Linked DNA regions of Homo sapiens: region 2 is linked to region 1. The links are chromatin contacts, found by Hi-C or POLR2A ChIA-PET in ENCODE. All regions are on one chromosome and are shown on one strand. Each heading gives the region's core, a stretch centred on a gene start or an enhancer-like site at or near the end of the contact. The rest is flanking DNA. Distances are from core to core; before and after follow the strand shown. Region 1 overlaps RTN4 (reticulon 4). Region 2 overlaps SPTBN1 (spectrin beta, non-erythrocytic 1).

Evidence for each region. A loop is a pair of places that touch in the nucleus more often than their neighbours do. ChIA-PET counts read pairs that join two places held with the same protein, here RNA polymerase II (POLR2A). Pooled maps may share reads with other maps.
Region 2: a pooled map shows a loop between it and region 1 (3-fold over the local background). The contact joins two enhancer-like sites. A Hi-C loop is called at or near these places in 3 of 37 single-sample maps with no recorded cell type and 2 of 50 pooled maps. POLR2A ChIA-PET finds 5 or more read pairs at or near these places in 2 of 52 experiments (CD4-positive, alpha-beta T cell and OCI-LY7).

The regions. Positions count from the first base shown.
Region 1 is chr2:55,020,088-55,027,866 of GRCh38, reverse strand. It overlaps RTN4 (reticulon 4), which reads left to right. Exons shown (of 9, transcript NM_020532.5): 3 at 382-2,781. Among named protein-coding and RNA genes, the nearest start is that of RTN4, 26 kb to the left of the region's middle. Within about 2 kb of position 2,091, at least 4 of the 41 ENCODE cell types and tissues checked have a DNase peak (open chromatin) inside an H3K27ac peak, as active enhancers do; they include OCI-LY7, where a contact is called at or near this core.
Region 2 is chr2:54,567,317-54,575,095 of GRCh38, reverse strand. The region is part of intron 2 of SPTBN1 (spectrin beta, non-erythrocytic 1); the gene reads right to left. Among named protein-coding and RNA genes, the nearest start is that of SPTBN1-AS1, 13 kb to the right of the region's middle. RefSeq lists silencers at 309-368, 439-598. Within about 2 kb of position 3,960, at least 31 of the 41 ENCODE cell types and tissues checked have a DNase peak (open chromatin) inside an H3K27ac peak, as active enhancers do; they include OCI-LY7, where a contact is called at or near this core.

The DNA.
Region 1 (7,779 bases), core at 842-3,341:
AAATAAATACCAGTCTATGGCATTTACCCAGTGCCCCTTCTTTCCTATGCTGTCACCGAAACTCTTTTCACAGATATTCTTCTCTTCTCTAAAACTAGCTATTAGTATCTTAGTTGATAACATTTGAGGTTTACTCAGACTTGATTTGTCTTTGCACAGCATGTAATTGCCTCTGTAGCCATGCATATGTTATATTTACAATAGCTTAATATTTTCAGTAATGATTGAAGTCTACTCTATTGTTACTTATTAATTGCTATTAACATTTCATTTTAGTAAACAGTAAGTCTTTACTAACACTATTTTGGATCTGTCATAAAACTTGCATTAACTCTGAGAACACTGGCATTCTCTAACTTTCCTTTCTGTCCATGGTCACAGAAAATATGGACTTGAAGGAGCAGCCAGGTAACACTATTTCGGCTGGTCAAGAGGATTTCCCATCTGTCCTGCTTGAAACTGCTGCTTCTCTTCCTTCTCTGTCTCCTCTCTCAGCCGCTTCTTTCAAAGAACATGAATACCTTGGTAATTTGTCAACAGTATTACCCACTGAAGGAACACTTCAAGAAAATGTCAGTGAAGCTTCTAAAGAGGTCTCAGAGAAGGCAAAAACTCTACTCATAGATAGAGATTTAACAGAGTTTTCAGAATTAGAATACTCAGAAATGGGATCATCGTTCAGTGTCTCTCCAAAAGCAGAATCTGCCGTAATAGTAGCAAATCCTAGGGAAGAAATAATCGTGAAAAATAAAGATGAAGAAGAGAAGTTAGTTAGTAATAACATCCTTCATAATCAACAAGAGTTACCTACAGCTCTTACTAAATTGGTTAAAGAGGATGAAGTTGTGTCTTCAGAAAAAGCAAAAGACAGTTTTAATGAAAAGAGAGTTGCAGTGGAAGCTCCTATGAGGGAGGAATATGCAGACTTCAAACCATTTGAGCGAGTATGGGAAGTGAAAGATAGTAAGGAAGATAGTGATATGTTGGCTGCTGGAGGTAAAATCGAGAGCAACTTGGAAAGTAAAGTGGATAAAAAATGTTTTGCAGATAGCCTTGAGCAAACTAATCACGAAAAAGATAGTGAGAGTAGTAATGATGATACTTCTTTCCCCAGTACGCCAGAAGGTATAAAGGATCGTTCAGGAGCATATATCACATGTGCTCCCTTTAACCCAGCAGCAACTGAGAGCATTGCAACAAACATTTTTCCTTTGTTAGGAGATCCTACTTCAGAAAATAAGACCGATGAAAAAAAAATAGAAGAAAAGAAGGCCCAAATAGTAACAGAGAAGAATACTAGCACCAAAACATCAAACCCTTTTCTTGTAGCAGCACAGGATTCTGAGACAGATTATGTCACAACAGATAATTTAACAAAGGTGACTGAGGAAGTCGTGGCAAACATGCCTGAAGGCCTGACTCCAGATTTAGTACAGGAAGCATGTGAAAGTGAATTGAATGAAGTTACTGGTACAAAGATTGCTTATGAAACAAAAATGGACTTGGTTCAAACATCAGAAGTTATGCAAGAGTCACTCTATCCTGCAGCACAGCTTTGCCCATCATTTGAAGAGTCAGAAGCTACTCCTTCACCAGTTTTGCCTGACATTGTTATGGAAGCACCATTGAATTCTGCAGTTCCTAGTGCTGGTGCTTCCGTGATACAGCCCAGCTCATCACCATTAGAAGCTTCTTCAGTTAATTATGAAAGCATAAAACATGAGCCTGAAAACCCCCCACCATATGAAGAGGCCATGAGTGTATCACTAAAAAAAGTATCAGGAATAAAGGAAGAAATTAAAGAGCCTGAAAATATTAATGCAGCTCTTCAAGAAACAGAAGCTCCTTATATATCTATTGCATGTGATTTAATTAAAGAAACAAAGCTTTCTGCTGAACCAGCTCCGGATTTCTCTGATTATTCAGAAATGGCAAAAGTTGAACAGCCAGTGCCTGATCATTCTGAGCTAGTTGAAGATTCCTCACCTGATTCTGAACCAGTTGACTTATTTAGTGATGATTCAATACCTGACGTTCCACAAAAACAAGATGAAACTGTGATGCTTGTGAAAGAAAGTCTCACTGAGACTTCATTTGAGTCAATGATAGAATATGAAAATAAGGAAAAACTCAGTGCTTTGCCACCTGAGGGAGGAAAGCCATATTTGGAATCTTTTAAGCTCAGTTTAGATAACACAAAAGATACCCTGTTACCTGATGAAGTTTCAACATTGAGCAAAAAGGAGAAAATTCCTTTGCAGATGGAGGAGCTCAGTACTGCAGTTTATTCAAATGATGACTTATTTATTTCTAAGGAAGCACAGATAAGAGAAACTGAAACGTTTTCAGATTCATCTCCAATTGAAATTATAGATGAGTTCCCTACATTGATCAGTTCTAAAACTGATTCATTTTCTAAATTAGCCAGGGAATATACTGACCTAGAAGTATCCCACAAAAGTGAAATTGCTAATGCCCCGGATGGAGCTGGGTCATTGCCTTGCACAGAATTGCCCCATGACCTTTCTTTGAAGAACATACAACCCAAAGTTGAAGAGAAAATCAGTTTCTCAGATGACTTTTCTAAAAATGGGTCTGCTACATCAAAGGTGCTCTTATTGCCTCCAGATGTTTCTGCTTTGGCCACTCAAGCAGAGATAGAGAGCATAGTTAAACCCAAAGTTCTTGTGAAAGAAGCTGAGAAAAAACTTCCTTCCGATACAGAAAAAGAGGACAGATCACCATCTGCTATATTTTCAGCAGAGCTGAGTAAAACTTCAGGTAATCCAATCTATATGCAGTTTTGTGCTTTCATGCCACTTTTGGATTTAGGGAACATTCCACTACATTTTGTGTTTTATATTATGTTTATAGTGTCTCATATGTCACATTGGTAAGAAGTCTTCTCCACTTTTTCAGTTAAAGGTTTTAGTGCTTTTTCTAACTCTCTTGCACTCAGCATTCACCCTTAACTTTTCCACACAGTTACACTTTTATATTGCACTATGGAACTATTAATAGAAAATATTTTTGTTTATAAGAATTGGCTTTAGTACCTATTTCTTTCTTTCTTTCTTTTTTCACTTGTGTTTCTTGATAACATGAAGAGCAAGAGATATTAAAATATTTTCAGATGTGTTTTTGTTATCCCAGAAATTACCATATTTAATTTTTAAAGAAAATTTCTATAGTATGTTTTAAATATTTCTATATAATATAGTACTTTTCCAGTGGTAGGTATAAAGTTAGGCATATTGAGTGTAGACATTTTGTTGAAAAGTATAAAATGAGTTATGCTATTATGAATTCTTTTGAAAAGTACCGATTCTCCTTTTTTTCTTTTGACTATCCATTTTCCACATACCTGATTTGCATAAGGTGATTTGCACAAGGTGATTTGCACATGTGCTCTTTATTAGCATTCTGATTTAGCTGCGTTTTCTCTAAAATAGTGATTATGATAAATTTACTGAATATACTTATGTATTTAAGTGCTGGTGCTTCAGCAGTACAGTCCAGCTCATCACCATTGGAACAGTGGTAGACCAGTTGCTGTAATCTAAGAAAGAGGAGATTATGAACATTCAGGCAGTGGGATGAGCACAGAGACATAGGACTTGGTGTTTGACGGATAGGGACATAAAGGATGAGGGGAAGAGGTAAAGATGACCCCAGGAACCCTGGATTTCATTTCTGGCATGTGCACTTGTATGGGTGGCAGTATGAGAAACTGAGATAGGGAACATGAGAGATTAAAGTAGGTTTAAGAGGGAAGATACAAATTTGGTTTTGGATATGTTGGTATTGATGTACATACCTCTAAGATATCCAGTAAGTTATGGATATTATACACATGAAGCTCTTGAGAGAGATCTTGGCTGTATGTGTCTGTCATGGGCTTAGAGATAGAAATTAAAGCCCCAGATACCAATTAGGAAGAATCAAGAGAAGAGGACTACTTGAAGGTGGAAGAAATGGTCAAAATTATCAAATACTGGAGAGGTCAGTTAAGGATTGCAAGTTGGTCAAAAAGGAGGGAAGATATTGTCATGACAGCGGCAAATGGTGTGGTGTGCATGGGCATGGCTAGGATTGAGAAGTGAATGAGACTTGAGTAAGTGGTTATTAAATGTTGATTACTCTTAAGAAGTTTGAGATTTTTATTGGAGAAAAATTAAAATATTAGCAAGCAGGAAGGAGAGTATGCAGTGGAGGTAGGACTTTTTTTTTAAGGTGGGAAGGGGAAAATCTGATTACAGGTGCTGGCAGAAAGTCAGAAGGGGATGGGGATGTGCTGCCTAGTTCAGGTGGAAGAATTAGTGTTAGAGAGAAGGAACGATAGAGCTTTGATTGTAGTGAGTGGAAAGGAAAGTATGGGGTATTGATACTGTTAGGGTTTTGTGACTGAAAGTTGAGGGAATTATTTGATGGTTTATGTTTGTTCTTTAAAGCAGTATGTTAGTTCATTTGCTGGGAATGAAGTAGATCATGCTTGGGTGGAAGAGATCTGCAATACCTCTGACTAGGGAAACCAAAGGCATTGTATTAGGAGCCTAATCAAGGTTGAAAGGTGGTCTAAATGGTAGGGTGACTTTTCTTTGATTGTGCCAAACAACCTAGGTATGGGTTCAGGGAAGGCAAATGATTGTATTGATTCAAGGATGTGTTTTGGCAGGTGGGCCCTGTGGAAGGACAGTAAGTCAAGAAAGTTGAGGGTGATAGCAGGAGAGTAATTTGAAGTGATGGACTGTGGCATCTAAGTTGAAGGATGTGAATAGAAAAAGGTAGGAGAGGTAGGAGGAGAGTAGATGGTCAGTGAACTCAAGGCCCAGATTAGGTTTAAGAACCAATAGTAGTAGGAATAAATACATGCCAGAATGATAGGAGATTGTGGTCAAAGTAGGGGAGAGAAAGAATGCATGTGCGGGAGAGCAGGGTGTGTGTGTGTGTGTGTGTGTGTGTGTGTGTGTTGGATGTTGAATTTAGAATTTCAGAGGAATAGCAGTTCAGGTTGATTATAATGGCCAGTGTTAGGCCATCAGGCAAAGGCCTACTGTGTAGTCAGATTAAGATTGCTAGAGGTGAGGTCAAGTAAACTATGAGGCCATGATACTGTATTGCACTTCTACCTAACATTGAAGTCACCCAGGGTGATGGCAGGACTAGGGGTGGAGAGGAATACTGGGGTTAGAGTCCTTGGTAAAGGGCAGTGAGGTAACTGGCAGGATGGTAGGTAGAAGAAATGAGGAAGGACAGAGAATGACGTAGCGGAATAGCCAAGACTTTTGCCCAAGGTCTCTGAAATAAAAGTCTGGAAGCAGCATTGGTGAGCAGAGGGTACTGACCTCCCCACTCCTCCCTTAGGTGTGTAGAATATGAGAGAACGATTTAGCCTTCATTTAGCAAGTTCCACAGGGAAACCAGTATCTTCAAGGAACAGCCAGGTTTTAGTGAAGGCGAGGTAAAGGCAGGAATGTTCAGTAAAGATGTTGAGGAGTAGAGGAGCTGGTTCACAGTGGAATGGGGGTTTCAAACAGCACAGTAAAATGGTTTAGGAGGGAACAGTAGAAAGAAGGGTCTCAGAAGCCCAGAGCAGCTTGGTGATGACTGGGTGAAGAGCAAGGAGTAATCGGTGTAGCAACACCTTTGAAGTCTCCCCTCCCCGCTAGTGCTTCCTCCCAAAACTTAAAGCTAGCAGTCCTCTAGTAGATGGTGGCCCTTAGGAATTTCAGTATTTCAGGAGTCACCTATTTCTTGGATTGTTTTTGTTAAACCTGGGAAATCTATAGCCTAATAGTTTAGAAGTAAGGGAAGAAAAGGGGGCATTGCCTTTGAAAGCTTAATGGGAATGGTGGAAGAAAGTGTAAGCAATGCTTGGGCATTCTCTTTTAGAATATGTTTATCTCCCTTCTCTGAGAAAATTGTTATTTCCTGCCTTTTTGACTTAACCTTTTTTGATATTAGTTATCATAGCAACTTACTAGGGAATAGAGAATTATTTAGATACACCCAATATATATATTCTACAAAAGTTGTGGGAAGGAAACCCAGTATTGCTATAATGAAAACAATATAGGTGACCTGAGGTTTTAGTCTTGGCTATACCACTGACAATCACTTTGTTTCTCTAGATGTCATTTTCCTTTTCTATAAAAGGAAGGGTGGATTAGCTCAAGTCCTTGCAACTTAATAATTTTCTTGACTTGATTATATAACAGGCATCTGTTAAAAGCAGGTAAGTAGTGGCCAGTCACAATGGCTTACGCCTGTAATCCCAGCTTTCAGGGAGGGAGAGGTGGGAGGATAGCTTGAGCCCAGGAGTTCGAGACCTGCCTGGGCAATATAGTGAGACTCCGTTCTCCACAAAAAAGGGAGAAAAAAAAGACAAAAAAAAAAAAAAGTGTAAAAGCAGGTAAGAGTTGCTTTAACATGCTTCTATCAGGCACTATATGAGATTTTTTTTTGGCGGGGGGGGCAGGGAAAAAGATGAAACTAAGACAAAGTTTTGCGCTTTATGCAACTTACAGCCAGCTGGTACAGACACACTGTTGAGGACATAGTTAAACATTGTGATCTATGTTATAGTGAGGATAGGTACTTACCTGTGTATCTTCGTGAAAGGGAGGTTCAAGTGTACTGAAGTCAAATGTACCAAAATACAGCAGTGGTCTGATAAAACATAAGGGAAGCTCTCTTCTCAGATGACTTAAAAGTTTTATGCCATCTCTAATTATGAAATATTTAAGTGTGTTTTTAAAAAAATTCTGGGTCTTATTAATGTATATGCATTTAAACATTTAAACTATTAAATAATAAAATACTAATTTCCTCAGATCATTTATTATCTCATATGTTCTTCTTTTCTTTTTTCGAGACAGGTTCTTGCTGTGTCGCCCAGGCTGAAGTGCAGTGGTGAGATTATGGCTCACTGCAGCCTCAACCTCCCAGGGTCAGGTGGTCCTCAGCCTCCCAAGTAGCTGGGACCAAAGGCTCGTGTCACTATGCCTGGCTAATTATTTTTGTAGAGAGGAGGTCTTGCCTTGTTGCCTAGGCTGGTCTCAAACTCCTGTGTTCAAGGATCCTCCCGCCTCTGCCTCCCAAAGTGCTGGGATTACAGGTGTGAGCCTCCAGGACTTTCCTGTTCTTGTTTTCTTAAAATGACATTTTGTAGGCAGAAATCAGTTTTAGTTTTGGGAAGAAAGATTGATTTTGCAAGAGAGATGAATAAGGTATTGTGATGCAGATGGTGCTTTATTAATTTTGGGAAGTAAAGTTTGTCAAGAAACTAATGAATTCTGGTCTTCCTCCCCCTCCATTTACAAAGAAATTTGTGACAAACTATATTCTTACTATTGGAATGTAAATACTGATTTTTTTTCTCAGTAGTAGTATCAATGAATGTTCTTGGCATTTCCCCAATGAATGTTCTTGGCATTTTTTTTTTTCCAAAAATTGATTGGCTATAGATATGTTAATTAATTTCTGGGTTATCTGTTCTGTTCCATTGGTCTGTGTTTCTGTTTTTATGCCAGTACCATGCTGTTTTGGTTACTATAGCTGTGTAGTATATTTTGAAATTTAGTAGTGTGATTCCGCCAGCTTTATTTTTGTTCAGGATTGCTTTTGCTTTTTGGAGTCTTGTGGTTCCATACAGATTTTAGGATTTTTTTTCCTATTCCTGTGAAGAAGGTCATTGGTATTTTATTAGGGATTGCATTGAATCTGTAGACTGCTTTGGATATTACGGCCATTTTTTAACAATGTTAACTCTTATGATTC
Region 2 (7,779 bases), core at 2,711-5,210, 450 kb after region 1:
CTATTTAGACGAAGCACACGCCTTGAATTCACAGAAATGTTGAAAACGGCCCCCTCTTGCTGCAGAAGTTCACCATCACCCATTTTCTTACTTGCTGGCTAAATGAGGCTGCCACCTCAAGTCATCTTTCTGGTCCTCAGGTTCCTCAATCCACAAAGCAGTTATGATACCACCTAGCACACAGGGTGACTGAAGGGATAAATAATATGTTCATGAAGGTACCTGGTTTATGCCTGGTTCATGCTGGAAAGCCCCCACACACTTTTTCAAAAAGTCATGTTTGATGCAGGAGAAAGAAGTCAGTGGTTTAACTAACTACATCACAGGCATCAGTAGACACATGAGCAAAGTGGTGGAAGGGTGTGACCTGCAATTCCAAACCAGACTGCACTGATCGAGCTCTCATGGGATCACTGATTCCCCACGTGCCTGACATGAGCATGACCCATTCTAAACACAGGCCTGCACCCTGTGACTCAAGTGCTGCAGCTTATCAGCAACTGATGGGCTTTCTGACCCTGGGTGAGAAGACCTGACCTCCAAAGGCAGGAGGAAGGAAACCACATGATAAAAATCATCACTCTGAGGGGAGGATGCTTTCTGCGCAGCTAGGGCTAAGGAAGTTGTTTCAAAACAGACTCAAGAAACGTGTAGGCTGCTGCTAGGAGACTTGGGTCCAACTGCTCCCTCCAGATCCTGCCACACCTAAATGATCCCAAGAAGATAACTATCTCGGAGAAGCAGTGTGAGGTAATGGTTTAATGCTAGGGCGTGGTCAACAGCCAGGTGCAAAGGCCGGCTCCGCCACACTAATAACTGTATGGCATTCTCTCCAAGCCTTGCTTTCCTCATCTGTAAACAGAGATAACGCCTGACCCTATCTCTAGCATTCTTCTGATTGTGAAATTAGATAATGTATGTCATAAATAGCACAGTCTGGTACATAAGTGTCCAATAAATGTTGGCTATTGTTACTGGAAAGGTGTCTGTTTCCTTCATTAGACCAGTTGAGGGGACCTGAGAACAAAGACAACCCCAACATTTGTGTCCCCCCACAAAAATTTCTTAGATTTAATTATGAGTTTGTATTTTCCATACGGGGTTCATGCACATTATTCTAACTGATTCTCACAGCAACCCCAGAGGAGAAGGGAGGGCTGGTGTTCTGTTTTGCAGGTGTACAAAGCACCCCCCTCCCATAAATACATCCATTCAAATCCCATTAGAAAAACAGGATCCGTTTTCCTGTCTCTTGACTTGTTTGTGAGCTTCCTGAGGGCAGAGATAGAAATTACACCCCTGTGGCCCTAGTGCCTGAGCAAAGAGCCGCAGGCAGAGGCCCTCCATAAGGCTGAATATTAAAAAGGGGTTGAGTCATACTAAGAATCATAATTATTCTAATGACCATGTCTCCTAGTAGTCCAAAAGGAGTTCTGTTTCTAACGCAGAAAACCTTAGCAAATGAGTTACACTGTGAATTCCCGCTGAGGGAGGAGGAACAAAGACAGAGGATCCCAAATCAACTGCTGAATCACCGAGTCAGGGGTCCCCAACCCCCAGGTCACAGACCGGTATTGGTCCTGGCCCGTGACCTATTAGGAACCGGCCACACAGCAGGAGGTGAGTGGTGGATGGGAAGCATTACTGCCTGAGCTCTGCCTCCTGTCAGATCAGCAGCAGCATTCTCACAGGAGCCAAACCCTATCATGAACTGTGCATGCAAAGGATCTAGGTTACCACTCCTTAATAAGAATCTAATGCCTGATGATCTGAGGTGGAAGAGTTTCATCACGAAACCAACTCCCCATTTCCTCCACCCTATCTGTGGAAAAATTGTCTTCTACAAAACCAGTCCCTGGTGCCAAAAAGGCTGGGGACCGCTTTACTAAGTGACCTGTGCATCACTTTCCTCTTCCAGAAACATGGAGCAGAACAGCTACTCCTTATAAGCAAAGAGGGAGCAAAGATCAATGACATAATTCACATCTGCAGACAACTATGAGCTCACAGGAAACTGAGGTAAGAAAGGTCATTTCAGAGTCATTTAATGACAACAATGGCTGAGATGAGTATCTGGTGGGGTCTGGGCCCGCCTTCTCATCTGATTCCCAGCACGCTGTGGCAAACACAAAGGCAGTCAGCTTCTAGAGCCCCTTCCCACTCACACTGCTCCTGGGCCGTGGGTCACACTGCTCTAGTGCCCTTCCCTCAACTCCAGCCCTCTCCCTTTCCAAAAACCCATCTGAATTTACTACCCTGATAAAGACTGCAAGTGTATGGTTCTGTAGCCAAGAACTCCTAGTCAAACTGGCTACAGTCAAGCCCACTGCTGAACGAGTATGACTTTTAAAAATTGCTTCCTTGTGTTTCAAGTGAAAAAAATAACATCCCACCTCCAAATTGAAATCATATATGTATATTTGTAGAGGAAAAACAAAGATTTTTTGTAAAGGGGGGCAGAGATTGGGAGGCACAAAGGGCTGGGAAAGTAGTTCATGGGCCAAAAGCAGTTTTCTTTCAGATATGTCTTCAGTTTAAAAGACCAAGTTTGCACATTCGTGTGCTATCTAAGTTTCTGAAGCCCAGCCTCTATTTGCTCAGAGTGTGATTTAACTGCCTGGCTTCTAGCAAAGCATTACTCACACTGTTATCTCTGTAAACAAAGACACTCGCGGTTAGAAAAGCTGTGTTCGTTTTATGGTCACACAACATAAAAATCTGAATAAGCTGCCACACCTAGAAGAATGGATAGATTTCAATTTCCCAGGGTACATTTTTAACATTTTTTTGCTATGTAACCTGATTACATTAGTGTAAATGCATCTTAAAACTTTATCCTGGTCCAAATATTCTTGCCCCATCTCATTCAAAAGAAAGGGGGGAAAAAGACAATGTGATGTCTAATTTCTAGGGGAACTGTTTCTGTCTCCCTAAGTACCTTAGTACCGTGGCTTCCCTCTCCTCTCCTCTTCTCCTCACCAAAGTTTAGTAAATTCCCCAGCACCCAGCAGAGTCCTAGGGAGTATGTGAGAGTCCAACCACAAGAGTTCCCTAAATTTGAGCTTTAAGGGGATGAGGGGAGGTTGTCACTAGGGTCATATTAAACTTCATTTTATCAAAAAAAGTAGATAGGCCCAGCCTAAGCCCTTCCTGGAGTTTTAGTTTAGCCACATCATGGACAAAATTATTTTCATGATGTATTCTTTCATTCAAGACATCATTTATTAAGTGGCTCTTTTCTCAGGGAAGAGGCCCCTGGAAGGAAAACCAGCTAAATCACTTTAAAACATATGCATTACTGCTTATATTACTTTACCTACTCATTCATCCCTTTATTCATGAAACATTTATTTGTATGCCATCCCTAAGAAGGAATACAGAGATACACGCAAACACACTAACACACTATCCTCCTGGGAGTTCACAAATACCCACTGAGTATCAGGTACACAGTAATAGGCAGCCAGCTTCCAGAAGCCCTTTATTTATAGATATGTGTGTGTGTGTGTGTGTGTGTGTATGTGTGTGTGTGTGTGTGTGTGTGTGTGTACATACAATTAGGGAACAGTAATAGGTATCTTCATATATAACTGGGGGACTCACCACCCAGTGTGCCTGGGACTGAGGAAGATTCCCCGGATGTGGAATGTTTGGCACTAAAACCGGAAAACTCCCTGGCAAACGGTGAACTCGTCATCCTCTTAATACAATTATAACATACCTAATTAGGCTTTACAATCACCCCAAGGGCTATTTATTCTTTCCCCCTGAAGAAAATGAGGCTCAGTGAAGTCACTGGTAGAGCTAGGATTTGACTGTTGGTTTATGCAAATCCACGGCCCATGTGTTTCCCACCACCCTTGTTTCTGAAATGAGAGAGAAAACGTCCCACAGCCCTTGACAGGCACGCCAAACCACCACTACAATGTTCTGAGCCACTTCCCTTCCACTGCTCTCCTGACCACCCCCACCACTCTTCACCGCAGACTTCCCACAGCCAGGATTTCATCTGCTTGGCAGTTGTTTGCAGATAGTGTGTAATCTCTCTGTCATTGCAAGACTGAATTGTACAGCAAGTCGTTTAAACCTTTATAGGAATAAACGTCTCCCTCAACAGAAATCAGGGCACCATTTTCAAGCACAAGAAACACACTTTGCACTAGACTTTATTCACATCTCAAATACTATACACTCAAGCTAGCAATCTATAGGAACTCACTGGGATTTAAGAGTTCAACAGACTAGACTTTCAAAGACACGGTAAACTTTAAAGCAGGCCTTCAAAGAATAAAGATAAAAATAAAATAGACCTTCGAAATTTATCTTACTTAAGAAACATAATTCAAAATGTTAAGGTCACATTCCAACAGAATGTTTGGTCTTCTACAATCTTAGCTGTAACCACTGTTGGCACGCCAATTCCACCAAAATCATGTCTATGGTTTGTAGAGAGTTTCAGGCAACATGCACACACACACCTGCAACCAGTCAGTGCTTAAAACAATAGCTCTCACTCCAAAATTCTATCACAGTTGCACTCTTGGTGGAGGGAGGGGGATTCAGCCAAATAAAGATACCACCTATGTAATTTCCTTGCCACCAGCGTAGAACAGAGCCTCCAGACTTTGTATTTATGTTTTGCTCACATTCTTCATGAATAAAGCGTGCCTCAGTGATCCTCAAATTAACTTTCCACTTGCATAATTTCAGCATTAAAAAGGGACTTTAAGGCCAGATCTTTCACAAGGCCTTTGTGAAACCAAATATAGGCCAGCCTGTGTCTCCATGCTACTGTGATTACTGTATTTGCTACTTAAAGGTCTTGTGCCTCTTGAAAATGGGGTTGGGGGAGAGAGAAAGGCTAAGAAGGGCCTTTCAAAGGCAAACACAGTAGAGGCATTCAACACACCCATGGGGGGCAGTTAATATGAGTCTGGCTACAGGAGCGCTCTCTGACAAAGGCGGCTCTCTGACCAAGTGCTGGATGCTCGCTGGCTGCAGCAATAGCTGCTCCAGAGGCTTTTATGAACTTGAGAGAGGAACCAGCATTGTGACCTTCAAACTACATCAAAAGTCACCAGGCCCAAGTGACTGAACCTTCTAATCTTTCTAAAGGGGGGGGGGAATGGTTTCAGTTGGGTGCATTTTCAGGCAAACTAAACACTCTCCCAACATGCTAAAGGAAACCACACCCAGAACAGGTTTGGGGGTGGGGGTGGGAGTTGAGGCACTCAAGTTTACAAGGCTCACCCTGCTGGGCCCTGCCTTGCCATTTAACTAGGATCTGTAATAATCCTATGAGCCCTTATTATGTACCAGGGACTGTGCCAAACACAGTTTCCACACAGAATCTCACCTAATTCTTACAACAATCTCATTACACAGAATTTGTATGACCTTCATCCCATAGATGAGAAGCAGGCTCTCAGACTGGTAAGTAATTGTCTGATTTGGAAAGTGAATTGCCAATATTTGGTAAGAGGCACAGAAATAACCACATATGAAAAGCTTAAGATGATGTTAAGTAAAAAATAAAAAGCCAAGACAAAACTCGTCTATATTAACACTTCTAAACTGCACGTGTGTGTATATGTGTGTGCTTATATATATTAACTATTGGAAAGTTAAAATTTGTAGGACTTGTGGGATCTTACGTGAACTATTCTTTCACTTTTCTTTCTTTTCAGGGCGTCAATACTGCTGTGACATAATAAATATATAAAAAGTATCTAGAGTAACAGGAAGGAACAGCTAGAAATTTAACTTAGTCCATTAATAACCTTCAACCCTGCCTTTGAAAGAACAACCCCCAGTCCCCTCTCCAGTACTGCTGCTTTCAACTGGCCACAACCCTTCCATCAGGACGGTTCTGGAGTGTTGCCAGCCAAGAACTGAATTCCCTTATCTCCCCCACCCCGTTCCTTTCTTCTTCCCAGGGGTAAAAACTTCCGGCCAACAAGTTTCAGCAGGTGTTTTTTCTCCCCTACCCAATCAATAACCAGTAATTTTAAAGTTTCACCTACAAACTCAGAGGAAATGAGCACTTACCATGTAACAGATATTTCACATACTTCAAATCCACTATTAGCGCTAAAACCTGAAGGCACCACTAGGTAAGTTTGATGTGCATGAAACTAGACTGAAGTCTAACCAACTGCAAGAACAGGAACGTTCATTTAATATAGGATCATTCTACTAAGATGAAGTGTGGCTGAAGAAGAGTATTTGTGCTTTGTTTCTGAAAAAAATAGTTTTAAAGTATTTAAAAGGTTTAAGTCATAAAACAGGTATGGACTCATAAATTTCTACTTCCCAGGACATCATGCTGAAATTCTGGAATAATTTAGAGAAACTGACCCAGGGTATTTTTGTGATTCTCCATTAATATCAATGGGTAAATATGAAAAGAAACTGTTTTTTTACCTCACAAATTTCTAGAACTGCAGGACTAGCAAATAGGAAAATCCCAGCCAAATTCTATAAAAGACTTACTTCTAAAGCTCAGAATTAGTTAACTATGTTTTAAAGCCCTGTAATCTTCTAGAGCAATACTAAACTTCCTTTAATTAACTATTATACTCAAGATTATTTTTATATTTAGTTAAAATAATCCAGTTTATTCAAAAAAACCAAAAACTCCTCCATTTAATGAAACTATTTCCTTGTCTGTTCATAGGAGTTAGAAGGCAGACACCATTACTTCCAAGGCAGTGCTTCTTCTTCTTTTTTTTTTTTTTTTTTTTTTTGAGACAGAGTCTTACTCTGTTGCCCAGGCTGGAATGCAGTGGTGCAATCTCGACTCACTGCAACTTCTGCCTCCCAGAGTAGCTGGGATTACACATGTGCGCCACCACAACCGGCTGATTTTTGTATTTTTAGTAGAGACGGAGTTTCACCATCTTGGCCAGGCTGGTCTCGAACTCCCGACCTCTGGTGATCCGCCCGCCTCAGCCTCCCAAAGTGCTGGGATTAAGGCGTGAGCCACCACGCACTGCCAGCAGTGCTTCTTAAACTTGAACAGGCATACAAAGCACTTGGGGATTTTTAAAAGACGAGATTCTGACTTAGGAGGTCTGTGGGGAGGTCGGCCTGAGATGCTGTATTTCCAACAAACCCCAAGTCATCTATCTATACTGAATAACAAGGTTCTAAGTCCCCTATTTCACTTTCAAAATTCTAGGAGGTTATGTCGTTTCTAAGTTTCTCACTCCAGCAAATAAAACACTGGTCTTCTGTCTCCTTCCTTGACCAGCACCCTCCAAAACGATCATCATACCAGCAGTCAGACTAGCCTTTCTATATATATAGAGAGAGAATAAAGCATGCCTCAGTGACCAGAGTTAAGAAATTTATATATAAATGTAAATAGGTATATTTATATTTAAGAAGTGGATGAGAGGCTGCCTGGTGGGTATCATGTGCATTGCTCCAGTAATAGATACACTCAAGGCCTTGACTTCACCACAATGCAATACATGAATGTAGCAAATTGCACTTGCAATCCGTGAATATATACAAATAAAAATAATAAAATTAAATTAAAAATCCAGATTTAAAATCCTCTCCTATTTAAAATCCTCCAGTATTGCTGGGCATGGTGGGTGGTGCATGCCTGTAGTCCCAGCTACTTGGGAGGCTGAGGTGGAAGGATGGCTTGAGCCCAAGAGGTAGAGGGTTGCAGTGAGCCAAGATTGTGCCACTGCACTCCAGCCTGTGTGACAGAGACCCTGTTTCCAAAAATAAATAAATAAATAAATAAAATAAAAATCCTCCAGTACC